Linked DNA regions of Homo sapiens: all the other regions are linked to region 1. The links are chromatin loops, found by intact Hi-C in ENCODE. Cell type or tissue: IMR-90. All regions are shown on one strand. Region 1 overlaps PRDM6 (PR/SET domain 6). Region 2 overlaps CEP120 (centrosomal protein 120). Region 3 holds the start of PRDM6-AS1 (PRDM6 antisense RNA 1).

Region 1 (5,000 bases):
CTGTTTTGCCAGTTCTTTACGGCTCCATAACTCTCCAACTGCCTTCTGCTGGGTGTCGCCCAGCCTGTTGAACAGACAGTTACTGCCTCCCGAATGCCTCTGGGCAGTTGTGTGTTTGAGACTGGGGGGCCTCGAATGTGGATGTTCCAACAATGTCAGTGCGGCCTCTCCTTTCAGCTTGCTTTGTTTATCCAGCAGCTCATTATTTAAGACTAGCCTGTCAAAATAAGTTAAATATTCTTTGGGAAATATGGTCACATCCGTGAGATACCACAAATATGTTTAATACAGAGAAGATTGGCTTGATAAGAAAAACATGATCGACTTGCATCATCAAAACATATTTTCCTGTTATTCCGGTTGAGTTGTCCACAAGCATCAATAAGCACTAGCAAACCTAAGGGCAATAAATTTCTGCAGCTGACACATAAAGACACCAAGGGAAGTAGGGAAAATGATTGCTGATGATTCGTTCTAACTACTTGACCTTCTGACCTCTTCTCCAGATATATGACCAGGATGGGACACTACAGCACTTTATTGATGGTGGGGAACCTAGTAAGTCGAGCTGGATGAGGTATATCCGATGTGCAAGGCACTGCGGAGAACAGAATCTAACAGTAGTTCAGTACAGGTAAAGTATATCTTGATTTACCACCTACAGAGCTGAAGCCATTTGGCTTGCATATACAAATTCAGGCTTGCCACTGGTGGGTAAAAAAAATCCTGCAGAACTCTGCAAGGACTGGCAGACATTTTTTTTTTTTGCTAGGTTTCTGAAACCTCCTTAGTTCCTATGACAGTAAGAGCATTCATGAACATTTAGGATTAAAAGTGCTCGTAGATGGCCTCCTTCACTCCGTGCACATGGTGAAGTTACTCCCACATCATTAGAACTTCCAGAATGGTCTGAATGAGCCCAGCAAACCCACTGACTTGGGGTGCTTTTCCCAAGCAGTCGTCTTCACACAGATAAGTAGAAGGTCAGAGATTCAGCCTCAGGTCTCTTGCTTTCAGTCTCCTTCATGCTGTCTCCTTTGAGGAATAGCTTTATTTGCACAACAGCATGGGAAACCAAGAACTCGCTACCTTCCCAAGGATACCTTTCCAAAACCGTTAGACTTAGTGGCAGTGACAGAGCCAGGGTAACTCTCCTGCTCCGTCTAAAGGTGGCAGTGGGTTTGGCCCTTTGATGATTCAGGATTTGTTTCAGTTGATGAGGCAGTTTCCGGGCATAGAGAAGCCCCTGGTTTCCTGAAAGGTATGGGCAAAACACAGAGGATAACAAAGGCAGGGTGGAGCCATCCCCATTTCCCTTAGGGGGTCCACATAGGGAGGCCTCTGGGGAGCTGAGAAGCAGGGTGGATTCCCCGGACACTCAGCCAGTTCTTCTCAGTGCACCTGCTGGTGAAGCATTTCCACTTAGTGCTAAGGAAGGCTGGAGTGGAGATGAGAGGGCAAAAACAAATCAAATAGGAAAAAAGCCCCACCACTAAGCCTTCTTCTCTCAAAATCCCTCGAAAACGTGTGCTATATAAATATATGACCTCAGTTATAAACAGCCGTGTTCTCTTTAGAATCAGAAGCAACTGTTTAGCTTTATTAGGCACCACAGACACATCAAAGCAGAGGGCTCTGTGCTCAGCAACTTGGAGTCCTGCCTATGGCTATTTATTTTCCTTTCCTTTTTTTTTTTTTTTAAACGAAGCTTAAGTTTTTTCTTTTTAACTTTCTTCCCCTTGTTGGTTAAAGGCTGCACAAATTTGGCTTGCTCTCTGAGGTCTTCAATTAAAAAAAATGTGGGCAGTATGTGACTCACCGCCTTGGTTTTCAGTGCAGTTTTATTTCATTAAATAACAGTTTAAATGAAGTAGCACAAGACAGTATTTCATTACACTGCTGTATGTGGGCTTTATTCACCTTTATTACAGCTGCATTTCTGTTGTGAGGTTTTTTATAAAACTCTGAGCTAGAAAATTAGTGAAGATTGTACTTGTCCACTTAGTAAGAGATAGTTTGGTTCTGTAATGGGTACCCAGGGAGCTATAGAGGCAAATTCTGAATTTGGGAAAACAAGAACCCCCTAAGAGGAAGGTGGGCACGGGTAAGTCATTGCCTATCTGTCAATATTAAGTGGGTTTTTTACAACTCCCCCTTTCATGACGGCGCTTACACTATGAGCTCTCTCTGCCGATCTGTTTTCGATTACTTCAGATCTTTACAAAATGAAATACAAAAGCCCAATTTTAAAAACTGGCATTCATCACCAGTGACCACGTCCAAGAGTAAGAAAATAGAAAAGTTGGACCCTGAAGAGCCAGGCTAATTTTTATTGTACATGAATGTCCTCTTCACAAAAAGTCAGCTGGTTTAAATTCATTCTGTTATGATTTGTAATATCTAAATGGAATTTTCTTCAAAGCACACTTGATTGATTGACCCTTAGCTGAACGTTTTGTTTTTATTTTGAGGCTGACAATAATGTTTATTGGCATGTGTTCCACTTCAACTGCGTTGGGACGCCATGAAGCTATCTTTATGAGTCATCCAACCACAATACTAAATACATGTCAGCAAAGGAAATATTATCTGAAAAGGGAAAAATCCCTTTGATGTGCTTCAACATGCAGAGATTTCTGCGAGTTTTGGAAGCTCTGCCCACTTGTAAGGAATGGTGTACGCTTACACATTTTTTTCCGCCTTTCGGCCTATTCGGTGCCTCAGAAGACCACCCATTGCTCGAAAACAGTTCTGCTCTTTCAGCAGCAAAGTGTGTCATTTGGTTTTAGCACATTCATTTGCTGGGCGCAGTGTTTATATTAAGGGAAGCCAAACCGAGAGATGAAATGTTGCAAGGGTGAAGTACAAAGTAGACTCAATTTTTCTCAAGTTAGAAGATGCCAGTGATTTATAGCTCAGCTCCAATTTTGATTTTTTTATGTAGCAGTGGAAAGAATTAATAAAATGCAGAGCTCTTGGAGATGCAGAGGGAGGAAGGGTAGCAAGAGCTAGGCAACTGGCTGGAGTTTTTGTCAGATATTCATAGAATGTTGGGAAAAACATTCTGCTTAGCTAGCAGTGCCCTCATGAGACAGAATGGCAGCAAGTAAGGAAAATAACAAGATAAATGAAATTTTTGCAGCTGCAAGTACAATATTGAGAATCTGCACTTTTTTATTGATCTTTATGATCCTATTGCCAAGAGCCACTTTGTGGTGACAAAATATGTTGACAAGTGCATATCTCACTGCCATGAAAAATGTGGAGAAGCATTCGCCTTATGTCTGCAGTGTTATACAAGGAACAAATTGCCCTGCTACAGCCAATTCCTTACAGAAAGGAGAAATTTAAGGCCCACCAACCCTACACACTTTTATCTTGAACTTGAGGTTCATATTTGTAATAGCAGTTCTTCATTGAGAAAACCAGTCTCAGTCTCCTCATTTTTTTAATCTGTAGGTTTTTTTTTTACAGTACCAAAGCTATTATAAAAAATGTTCATTTTTCAGTACCTTCACTGTATCGTTTCAGAGTGTAATCTTTCAGCCAGAGTAAAGTGCTCCTCTTGTATTTATTGAATTTCCATCCATTTCACATCAGAGGGTTTTTCTCTTCTCCTGTATCAAACTTTAGAAGAGCAGTGGAGAAGATTTTTATTTCCCTGAGTCCTTATATCACAAAGCTGCTTAATTTTATTACAAATTTTGGAATTCCCAATGCCAAGTTGCAATAATACATTTAATGCTTTTCCTTCAAATAAGAAATCAATAGTATTTATATATGAGGTTGGGGCACCAGTGTCTTTGCAATTTTCCAGGAGGGAATTTTCTCATTAGTGTGAGATGAAATTTTTTTAAAATTAATTCTTCCTTTCTGATGTCTCCTGGGCTAAATATCTGTCTCTTCAGCCAGTTCATTCTAGGGAGGGTCATTGTGGAAATAAATTGAATGCTGTTTATCACACTGAGTTACAGACTCTAATTGGTTGCTGGGGACAATCAGTTGGATGTAAATTTATTACAAACAGAAACTGTTTAGATGGAGCTGCGTAGAACTTTTTCAGGGCAATAAAAATATGGATGGGGGCACATGAGTCCTATGTATTACTAAGCTGGGTTTTCTTTTGTTTTGAATAGGTCGAATATATTCTACCGAGCCTGTATAGATATCCCTAGGGGCACCGAGCTTCTGGTGTGGTACAATGACAGCTATACGTCTTTCTTTGGGATCCCCTTACAATGCATTGCCCAGGATGAAAACTGTAAGAATTTATTTTAGCTCTGAATTCACATTTCAATATACCTATTTCAAAGCTAACTTTTTAAGAGCTTTTTTTGAAACTCATGAAACGTGGTTCACTGTAATAAGTAACACAAACATATACAAGTCTATTCCATCGTTTTCTTTTCCCTGCATGTCATCTGCTTTCTCTAGGGCATCTTAACCTGTATGGGCCAGTCCTTCACTTATCAACAACTTCAAAGCCTTTGCCAGAATTTTAAATAATAGTTGAAGCAAGTTAAGTCAGCTGGTATTCACTGAGTACCTACTATGTGTCTGGTTCTATGCTTGCCACCTTAGGGATTACAAGAGCAGTGTAAGATTCACCTTCTGCTCTGAAGGGATGTACAGTCCTGTGGGAGCCACACTGTATGCAAAAATGAAGTAATAAGAAAGCAATGACATTTAATCAGGGGTAACACCCCTTTAGTTGATTGGGTGTGCTTCCTCCTACATAGTCATTTGCATGAGAAATAATATTTAAAATGGTAGATATGTGACTGAGGAATTTGTGTCTTTCTAAATTTTTTGTCTAAAACCATGTCTGGAAACATGTAATTTTCTCCTATCTTTATTACCGTGCCAACCATTATCTTTAAAAGAATTAACATCTAGGCAAATGTGAACTTGCAGCAACTTTCATGTAAACTTTATATTTCTGCTCTATCAGTTATTTGAAAAGTATTTTAAAGTGATTTCGTATTTGGAACAGAATTAGG
Region 2 (5,000 bases), 190 kb after region 1:
TTCCCCTAGTTCCTTCCAGCCCCTGGAAACCGCTAGTCTACTTTCTGCATCTATGAATTTAAAGCAAACTTTTATTATTATTTTTTTTAAGCAAAAAACAATCCAACAAACAGAACTCCTCCACTTCTATAGGGCATGGGCAGTCAGACAACAAGTTCATAAACCTGTCAGTGAGGCCATGGAGGCCTACTTTCCCCTGCATTTCAGCCGTCAAATTTTTTACATCTATTTTGACAGGTAGACCATACACAATCTTTTCATTTCTTTATGAATTTAGCGAATATTATCTGAGTGCCTACTTATGGCCGGTACTCTTTTAATTCTGGAAGAAACTAAGATAGACCTGGTCGCTGCCCTCGCAGCCCTCACATTCTGGTTAACACTGCTTCACTTTATCTCCAAACTCTGTAAAGCATGGAAGAGTGTGCAATTTTGATGAGATACCAATGATATGACACAAGCCTTGTGTCAATAACCCATTTTCAGCATCAGAATTGCTAGAACATTATCTACTTTTCACTATTATTTTTGGTCAGTGCTTTACAGGTGATAGATACAAGAAGAGTTGAACTCTATTCCCAATGGATGATGAATATTATGATGAATATTATGCCCTTATGTTGGCCTTCTGGATCTCTGTATCATTTAATTCAATATCTGACAAAACATATAGAAACTAGTGATAGAAAAAGATATGCTTTAGGTTTTCTAATATTTTCTATTTTAAATATCCAATTTGGGATTCCATTTATATGAAATGCCCAGAATAGGCAAATCCAAAGGGACCAAAAGATTAGTAGTTAGGGGCTGGGATAGAAGAGAATGAGGAGTGACTGCTAATGGGTACAGGAGTTTCTTTTTGGGGTGATAAAAATGTCTTAAATAGTGGTGGTGGTTGTACAGCCTTGTGACTGTATCAAACACTGAATTTTATACTTTAAAATGGTGATTTTACGTTGTGTGAATTATATCAATTATTTTAATAAAAAATTTAGGTATTCAATAAAGCTAGACACAATGGTATTAGTGAGAACACATCTTTTAAGTCCATATATAGCTACCAGAGGGCCCTTCCTATGGACTGTAAAAAACAGGTCGGTCCATTCTGAAGTGGCTGCAAACAAGCAGTATATACTGGGACAATCTGTGAATTCAGATTCAGGCTGGGCAGCATCTGGACAGGAAGTAGAGGAGAAAATCATCTGGTCAGACAAGACTGTCTCCCCATCAGCAGAGGCCCTAATACGTCCTTAAATCACACTCAAACCCCCACATCTGCTTGAAGCAACAGGAATTCGGGTCCAGATAGAAATTACTAGGATTTATCTGCAAGGGAACTCCTATGTTTATACAGACATGGTATTAGATATACCTGGTAGATTACACACCCCTCCTATGCAGTACATGCCCGCATTAAACATGGAAACTAGACTTTCTCCATGAAAAACCACAGAAATTTTAAAGGTAAATCTGATTTTACCCTAAAATATTTGATATTTTCCTGTTACTAGGAAACTTATTCACCCACCCATGCCTGCACCCACTCACTGATTTATCTACTGTGGTCATACTCATTAACTCCTAGGCAAAATCAGTGTAAAAACATTCGATGCCACTTACAAATGGAATGGGTATTGCTAAAAGGACTACAAAACAGTGTTAATATTTCAGACTCCCCTAGTTGTAAGACAAAAAATAGTATGTAAACACTTGAGAAAAAAAGACAGTCATTTGAAATAGGAAAACCCGAACACTATGCCCACTCTGTTTAGAAACAGAAGTAACAGGCTGCTCAAGAACTCAGAGATGCACACAATTATGATTTTATTTGTTAAGTTACAATAGCCAAAAGAGCTTTACAAAAGGCAAAATAAACTACACATCCATTTTAGAAAAGTCCTTTTTATTTCTTTAAATCAGAGGCCCCCTCTAGCGTTTGAAAGCAGTCACAGGCAACACACAATGCAATTGAAAGTAAACAGTCACAGCATTTTACCGCAGACCTTCCAAAACATAAGGCTTGCTTCTGTTCCATTCAAGTGGCACAAAAATCAATGAGAGAAAAATAGCTAACCATAATTAATATTGCAAATTCCTGCTATGATTCAGATTCATTATCCTCTCATTCAGTAATTTCTTTATTATTTACTGCTGGGTTATTTTTTACTAGATTAATACTCTGTTAATAAGGAAAAAATATATAATAAATATAGGGACTTTAATTTCCCTAATAAGAAATATACCTCATTTGAAATGACCGAAAATTAATGTTACCATATATCCTACTCTGCTTTGATGGAAGTTATTGGTAACTTCCTAAAGTATATACTTAATTTTAACTTTATTATATTTGGAAATCAGAACTTTTTAAAGTACATATATTTTGAAATTCAACCTAATCTGTGACTTTGCTAAAACTTTTTCAGTACTCAGTAAAAGGAGGTGGGAAACGTTGCTTTGAGGACAAATGTTGGCTCTGAAGAATATGATATAAAGGAACTCTTAAGAGTTTTTATACAGACAGGGCACTGCATAAATCCAATGAGTGAATCTCGTGCGCTTTTGAAAACGATTGATTGAAATTAGCGGGAGTAAAAAATAGTTGATTTTCACTCTATTTTTTCAGCTAATGTCTTTATGTGTCTGTTTCCATGTTCTATTACAGAGGGTTTAAGCTGACAGCTAGTATTACTATAACTGGAAAATAAAAAGAAATCTCTAATTTTAACAAAAGAAAACAATGCAAACTTGAGGAAGAAACCAACAGAGAAAACTATATTAAGCTAATACTTCATGTTCTTAAAAGTTATAAATACACTGAAAATTTGAAAATTCAATAGCTCTTGAAACAAATTTAATCTGTATTAACTTTATTTAAATAAATGACCAATCTGTCACCCAACATGTCATGTGGCTTCTCTGCACTGATCTTGCTTTGTTTTCAAACTTGTCACTTGCAAATATTATAAGAAAAAAAGGTCATCTAAAATGAGTTAAACTGGTTACAATTGGTCTCAACTTTTAAGAATTTACATTCAAATGGAATAGGACGCAGCGTTTTTAAAGTGCAAGATATACTCTTTTGGCTCAACATGAAACATTATAGAACTGGAAATTACCGCAGTCATTTCTCCTACAACAAACTTAGTTAAAAGCTGTTTTGAAAGTTAGTTAGCCATCAGATTATAAACTATGAAAAACACTGAAAAGTCATTTAAAATGAGTATATAAATGCAAATTACAAATAAAACCAGTGTGGGAGAGGTAGCATAAAGTAAATAAGATCAAATAAATACTATACAATAACATACAAAATTTTGCTTATAAAAAATTGAAAATACCATTTTAAAACATCCATTTTCCTCACTTTTGAGGTTTTTACAAAGAAATTAAAATTTAGACTTAGAGTCTCTATAAAGCTTTTCCAAATGTTATTAATTACTGGCATTGCTTTTTGCCAAAATCTCTCTGATCTGTCGGTCGAGTTCACTTATTATTCGATCCTCGTGATTATACACACCCGTTCTCATCAAAGTATCCCTTTCTTCTATCAGGCGAGTCAAATAATCATCCAAACCTTCTTCCAATACACTGCCATGGGGGCCATCCTTTTTTCCACTTGCAATCTCTGTGGAATCCTGGTATTGTTTTTGCTCTTGTTGCCTTAACCTGAGAAGTCAAGAACAAATGCCACTGTAGCAACTGTGTTGGTTTTCTTAATGTCACTATTTAAAAACAAAATGATTCAATGGTAAGACAAGGTTTTAGTAATATTTTCAGGAAGAAAACAAACCAAAAAAAACCAGTGTTCCACTTGGCTAGTCAGAGTCTGCACATTTATAAAAGGCAACTTTAAAAACAATACTTGTTTTTCTAATTACAAATACATGAAAACTAGATATTTTGGAGCTGTGACAAAATACATGAAAACTAGATATTTTGGAGCTGTGTAAAGACAATAAAAATCATCTGTAATGTGATCCCAATTTGAGTAATATTTTTCTGTATTTTCAAGTTTAAAAAATGCATATATGTACTTAAAATATGTATTTTTTGAAAAACTTGATACTACATATGCAATTCTGTATACTACTTTTCTCATTTATATAGAGATTTTTTAATATCATTAAATGTTCCTCTAAATTGTTTTATAATATTCCATCATTTGGGGTATCATCATTTAGTCATCCTTTATTATTGGTCTTTAGGTTGCTCCTAAACCTTTGTTGTTGTATTGAACATATTTTTAAAAATTCATTCAACAAACATTTATTTGTGCCAAACACGTTTTGGGGATAGTGCAGTGAACCAAGAAAAAAATTCCCTACTATTATGGAGTTGAGTTGTATCTCTATTTGTAGAAAGTGAAATTCTTTACATATGCCTAGTTCAAAGGGCATATGCATGTTAAGGTTTTGTATGGATATCTTCAAGTTATGTTTGTTATAATCTCATTTGGGGATAAGAAAAGGAGAGTAGATGCTGACCTGCGATTTGGGTATTTCCAATAGAATACTGTTGATCAAACTGTCTTGAAACTGGAGCAGTAATAATAATACTTAGTATATTTTGTTTGTTTGAGACAAGGTCTCACTCTGTCGCCCAGGCTGGAGTGCAGTGGTGTGATCACAACTCACTGCAGCCTCGACCTCCTGGGCTCAATGGATCTGCCCACCTCAGCCTCTCGAGTAGCTGGGACTATAGGCCATGCCACCACACCCGGCTAAATTTTGTATATATATATTGTTTTTAGAGACGACATTTCATTATGTTTTCCAGGCTGGTCTCAAACTCCCTCACTCTCTTAACCACTTCTTGGATGGCATGATATATTGCCCCTTACTGTCCTGGTCACATGCCATTGGAAGCTCTCTAGGTAGCTGATTTCCCTTAAAGTGTGTTGCACAGTGGTAAGAACACCCCAGAGGTGATTTACCAGTACTGAATACTGAACACTACTTCCATGAACGTCCCTAACTGCACTGACTCTTCGGTAGCCA
Region 3 (5,000 bases), 65 kb before region 1:
AGCGCGCCGCAGCCTCTTCAGCCGCCGCCGCCGCCCCCGCCCCCGGAGCGCGCTGAGCCTCCGCCGGACAGCCTGCGCCCGCGGCCCGCCTCTCTCTCCTCCGCCTCGTCCACGCCGGCTTCCTCTTCCACCTCCGCCTCCTCCGCCTCCTCCTGCGCTGCTGCGGCCGCTGCCGCCGCGCTGGCTGGTCTCTCGGCCCTGCCGGTGTCGCAGCTGCCGGTGTTCGCGCCTCTAGCCGCCGCTGCCGTCGCCGCCGAGCCGCTGCCCCCCAAGGAACTGTGCCTCGGCGCCACCTCCGGCCCCGGGCCCGTCAAGTGCGGTGGTGGTGGCGGCGGCGGCGGGGAGGGTCGCGGCGCCCCGCGCTTCCGCTGCAGCGCAGAGGAGCTGGACTATTACCTGTATGGCCAGCAGCGCATGGAGATCATCCCGCTCAACCAGCACACCAGCGACCCCAACAACCGTACGTAGCCGCAGCCCGCGCGCTCTCTCCCGGGGCGCCGGCGCCGGCGCCGGCGGGCGCGGGTGCCTGTCAGGGAGGCGGGTCGGATAGGAGTGACACGGGGCCGGGTGGGTGGGGAGCACCTGGTCCTGGCCGCTGGCCCGCGCCTCCCCGATCTCTGTGACAAAAGTTTTCTGGCGTTGGAGAAGGAAAGAGAACGGATGGGACGGCCGGTGGCACTTTGGGGTTCCCTCTCCCTCCCTCTCCTCACCTGCTTCACAGTCCCAAGTGTTTGGGGCCGGAGTCTACCGTGGACCCGGCCTAACAGACCTCTGCCCTCCCGCCGGACAGTGCCCGGGGCCAGGCGGGTACTGGCAGCGTGTGACAGGGGGTGTCTGGGTCAGGCCCTGCCTGGCCTTAGCCGGGACGAGGGAGGGACCCTCAGCGTCTCTGGGGAGCACGCAGACCAGGGCTTGTTTTTGCTACTCTCCACCCCACCTCTGGAGGGGTCATTTTCGGGCCGCGGGGTTGTGGGGGAACCGGCGGGAGCTGTTCGCTGGCCAGGCCTCACTGGAGTAGGAATTTTAGATGAAACTGAGTCCGTTTCTCCTTGAAGGCAGGCAGTATTCTTAGATCTACTATTCATTTAAAAAGAAGGAAAAGAAAAAAAAATGACTGCTACTTACTGAGAAGAAAATTTCTGTTCTCCTCCGATTCCGCTGATCCCGCTTTATCCGCGCACCTTTGACCCCGCAAACATTCATAACCCATGTTGGTTTATGTATTTATTTTTAGAAATTAGGGTGACTGTAATTTAGTAAAAGACGCTTACTCCCCTCTTCCTCCAAGTTAATAGCAAATGCCTAACTAAACATCAGAATTCCTGTAGCTTCGGTTTCTATATTCACAATTTGAAACGCTTATCACAAGTACAGTTCCATTTGGCGGTTTTGAAGCAAAACTCTAAATGAAGATCAAGCAATATGTACTGCTTTATACCTGCTTCTTTTTGATAATTTCAGAAGTTATACTGTGTTTACACCTATACTGTGTTGGGAGTGTTAAACGTGCTCCCAGAGACTTCTGGAGATAACATTAAAGTGTGTTAAGAGCGTCAGATTGAAAGCAATACAGGATTTGAAAGATCAGCATTCATTCAGCTATTTTCTTCATCTCATTCCTTCGTCTGGCTTCTGTATGAGTAAAGTTAATTTAAAACATTTATTTTTATTCAATTTTGAATAAGTTGCTTCTTGCAAAATGTCTACCGCTCTGTGAACTTCTTAATTCGTTGTAAAAGCAAAATAAGTTCAGTTATAGCTCTTTAAAGGATTCCCTAAGTCGTTGATTTGATGAAAAAAAAAACACTGGGCAACTGCCTCGTGGTTGAGGTCTATGAATATTTTCATTATGTTGGACATAGCTGTGATGGAGATAATAATTACCAACAGAAAGAGCAATCGTATTTACTTTTTTCTTTATGAAGTTTGAGAGTAAAGCACTGGCTTAAAATAGTGGTTTCAACTCTAATTTTGCTGTGCAGTTGAGAAGACTTGTATTTCAGAGTTTCAGAAAGTTTTACAACATTATACTCTCCCAACAGATTTCAAAAAATACTTATCTCCTACTGAATTTCTTGAATGTGTGTTTTTGAAGCAAGTATTTTAAATTATGAAATAAAAAGATTTTTAAACTGCCTTGGAAAAGGTATGTCTTACTGCTAAGTGAAATATAGCCATTGCAGGCTGAGAATGCTTCATCAATCTTGCAATTTCACTTCTGAATTAAATATATGCTAGAGAAGTCACCAGCAGTACACCCCAAATCCCTGGCTGTGTGCTGAGCTCCTGTACTGTTTACAATGCAGTCTGGAAAATTAATACGTTTTCACCAGAGAAAACAGACTAATTCGAGAAAGAATTAGGATAGATTCCTAATTAATATATGGGTATTGAACCAGTTTATTGCCTGGGTAACTTTTTTCTCTGGTTGGAGAAAATAAATTACAATTTTATTTAAATAATTTATATTGTGTTAATCTTCTGGTATCTCCTTTTGAGCCAACTGGATTGTTTCAGTGTTTGAAGTGCAGGGGAAAAGACAGAAGGGAAAGAAAATTAGATTGTCCTATTAGAGTTACACCCCACGTTGCTCACTAATTAAAGGGCAATTGAGAAAGAAAATAGAAAGCTGAGATAGCGCTGTGTAATGCTGGGAGACGAGATCTCCCATTCTTCCAGGAACTTCTCTGGACAAGCAAGCTTAGGCACTCATTTGAAGCCATGGGATGTACTTTTACAAAGATGAAACGTGATTGAGTTTAATCTAAGTAGGGGCTTAAAACAAGTCAGAAATGCAAATAGTGGGAAACTCGTTTCCTTTGGCAGGGGAAGTTGGCATAATGGTTATTGAAAGGCTGTGAAAAACAGAAGCTTCTCCTCATTCTCGAGTTGTATGTGAGTGGAGGTGGAGTGAAAGGAAGGGTGGAGGCAGAGGGAAGCTCCTATTAATTTATCATGTATAGATTTCCCTAGTTTTTCTTTTAGTTTTTTTACCATCTCCCTCTAAAAGAATTCTGTGAAGTGACCACTTAGCATTGCTTCATTTTGTCACTTCGTACTTAAAAGGATAGGTATTGAGTTGTTTTCTCTTTTTCTCACAAGGCGAAATAAAAAGGGCGGGATGCGGGGGTGCCTCCTTACTTCTCCCTTCCCTTTAGCAAAGTAACTTTTTGCCTAGGATCAGCAATACATATCATTGCTCTGTAAGAAAAGAACTTAGGAACACTAGTTTCACCTTGAAACTTTATTGGCATCTATGGTAAATGTCACAGTGATGGGGCTTGTAGCTCTCTTTCGTTCTAAAAGATTTTAAAACAGCAGAAACTGCAAGCTACCCGGGTGAGCTTTTCCAGTATGTTCCTAACTCCGTATCAGTTTACCCTGTGACTGAAGTACAGTTTCCACCGAAGCTCTGAATGCTTTGCTGTTGCTGCTGCTGCCGCCTTCTCTTAAAAATCAAGTGGTGCCTCCTGCGATATAAATGGGGGATGGGGCCCTTCCTTCCCCGTCTAATATTACTGCCCTCATTTGCTGCTGGGCTGCCTGAAGCCATTGATTTAGTCAGGCTCCATCGGAGTGGCCTCTTCCCGGGTTCTGGGAGCTGGTGCGTTGCCTGCTCTTGAAAAGTAGAGAGAGACAGTCACAGGGCGCGCCTGGCGTTTCTGAGTAGCATCCCGGCTGTTCTCTCAGCACAGCCCATTAGTTTTTCAGGCCTTTTTTGTAAAGATGTGCTTCCCTAGGACCTGGGAGGGAGGCGGGAACTGAGCCACTTTGGGTGTCTCGGGGGAGAGTTGGACCACTTTGCAAATTCCCCAGTTGGGGGAGGGGTCTCTGTCCCCTCCCGATTTACTGGAACCCTCCTGCGCAGGGAACAGGCTGGAAACAGCGCCGGTGTGTGCATGGGTGTGGGAGCGGGGCTTGAGGCTTCCTTGTTGGGAACACCAGGCTTTCCAAGGGTTTAGGGAGAGGGGCTGGGGAGAGAAAAGGGAGTCTGGGCCTAACACTGGTTTGTCCGGTTGCTTGCTAAGGGGTCAAGGAAAGAGACAAAGGAGGGCGAGTGTTTTCTGACCTTCCCTAATCCCTTCCCACCCAGGTGGAAAACGCAGGTCCTGTTTGGGCAACTTCGAGCCCAGTGGCACACCAGCAGGCTTTTTGTGCAACCGAGGAACATCCACTGCGCCCCTTCTGCCCTGCGCCTCCTCTGTCAAAGACCAGCGAGCGCCTTAGATTGCAGACCTGGTCCGGGTGGGAGGGAGCTTTGGCTTCAGTGCGTGGGCTTTTGTGTTTCTCTCTCTCTCTCTCTCTCTCTCTCGCGTGTGTGCAAGCCCAGCCTCATCCCATAACACACATGATTTAGCTATTTTACATCTTTCGTTATCTAGCGCCCTGAAACCGAACATACAGCCATATATTAGATTGAGGTTAGAAGAGGTGGCGACTGTTTATTCAAGGTGATAAAATGGTCCATCAGCAGTAATCTCCATCGATATGTGCCACCAGGAGATGAAGGATGAGGGGACAAGCCACAATTAATTGCCCTATAGTTTTGTAGGAGAGAGTGGAGCCAGCCCAGACCCGCTTCGATCTCCTCTCGCGGCTCCTATTCATCATCTCCGCATTGTATATGGCAGCCTCGCAGGGGCAGGGGCCGGCGAGGTTTATCTCTGCGCAATATTCTCTCACCCTCACAAACTGGCGCTCCCATTTAATTTATTAATACAGTCATCGGAAGACAAATAAGACCCACATTTTCTCCCTCCCACCTTCTTGCTCTCTTCTTTTTGTCTCTCCCTCTTGGTCCCAGGGTCAAGCCCGCAGCCAGGCAGGGCAGAGAACGCCCAGAGCTTTTGCGATTCGCGGGGAGCTTTAAACTCGCGTAGAGGGAGAGTTCCTGAGAGAATTCCCAGGAGCTGGGCCGCCCCGCAGGGTCGAGACTGAAATCAATTGGCTCCCCTTCCGGCGGCCAGGCAAACCTGCCTCGCCTCTGGATCTGCTTCTAG

The links. A loop is a pair of places that touch in the nucleus more often than their neighbours do. Peaks named below come from ENCODE experiments on the same cell type or tissue, not always from the same donor. Only the 100,000 strongest peaks of a DNase experiment are listed, where the experiment ranks them.
Region 2: it touches region 1 in a loop (8-fold over the local background); 3 of 110 quality-filtered maps call a loop at or near these places.
Region 3: a loop joins it to region 1, with 4 times the contacts of the local background. A loop is called at or near these places in 9 of 110 quality-filtered maps.

The regions. Positions count from the first base shown.
Region 1 is chr5:123,155,378-123,160,377 of GRCh38, forward strand. It overlaps PRDM6 (PR/SET domain 6), which reads left to right. Exons shown (of 8, transcript NM_001136239.4): 4 at 507-634; 5 at 4,137-4,261. Among named protein-coding and RNA genes, the nearest start is that of PRDM6-AS1, 68 kb to the left of the region's middle. RefSeq lists a silencer at 2,531-2,750. In IMR-90, a CTCF peak has its summit at 3,081; DNase peaks (open chromatin) are centred at 1,714, 2,544 and 3,004; H3K27ac peaks cover 157 bases; H3K27me3 peaks cover 838 bases.
Region 2 is chr5:123,343,085-123,348,084 of GRCh38, forward strand. It overlaps CEP120 (centrosomal protein 120), which reads right to left. Exons shown (of 20, transcript NM_001375405.1): 20 at 1,808-3,669. The coding sequence ends at 3,435. Among named protein-coding and RNA genes, the nearest start is that of CEP120, 78 kb to the right of the region's middle. In IMR-90, a CTCF peak has its summit at 1,941; no DNase peak of the experiment used is centred here.
Region 3 is chr5:123,090,147-123,095,146 of GRCh38, forward strand. It overlaps PRDM6 (PR/SET domain 6), which reads left to right. Exons shown (of 8, transcript NM_001136239.4): 2 at 1-460. It overlaps PRDM6-AS1 (PRDM6 antisense RNA 1), which reads right to left and starts at 170. Exons shown (of 2, transcript NR_146771.1): 1 at 1-170. In IMR-90, no CTCF peak of the experiment used is centred here; no DNase peak of the experiment used is centred here; H3K4me3 peaks cover 545 bases; H3K27ac peaks cover 1,975 bases; H3K27me3 peaks cover 3,892 bases.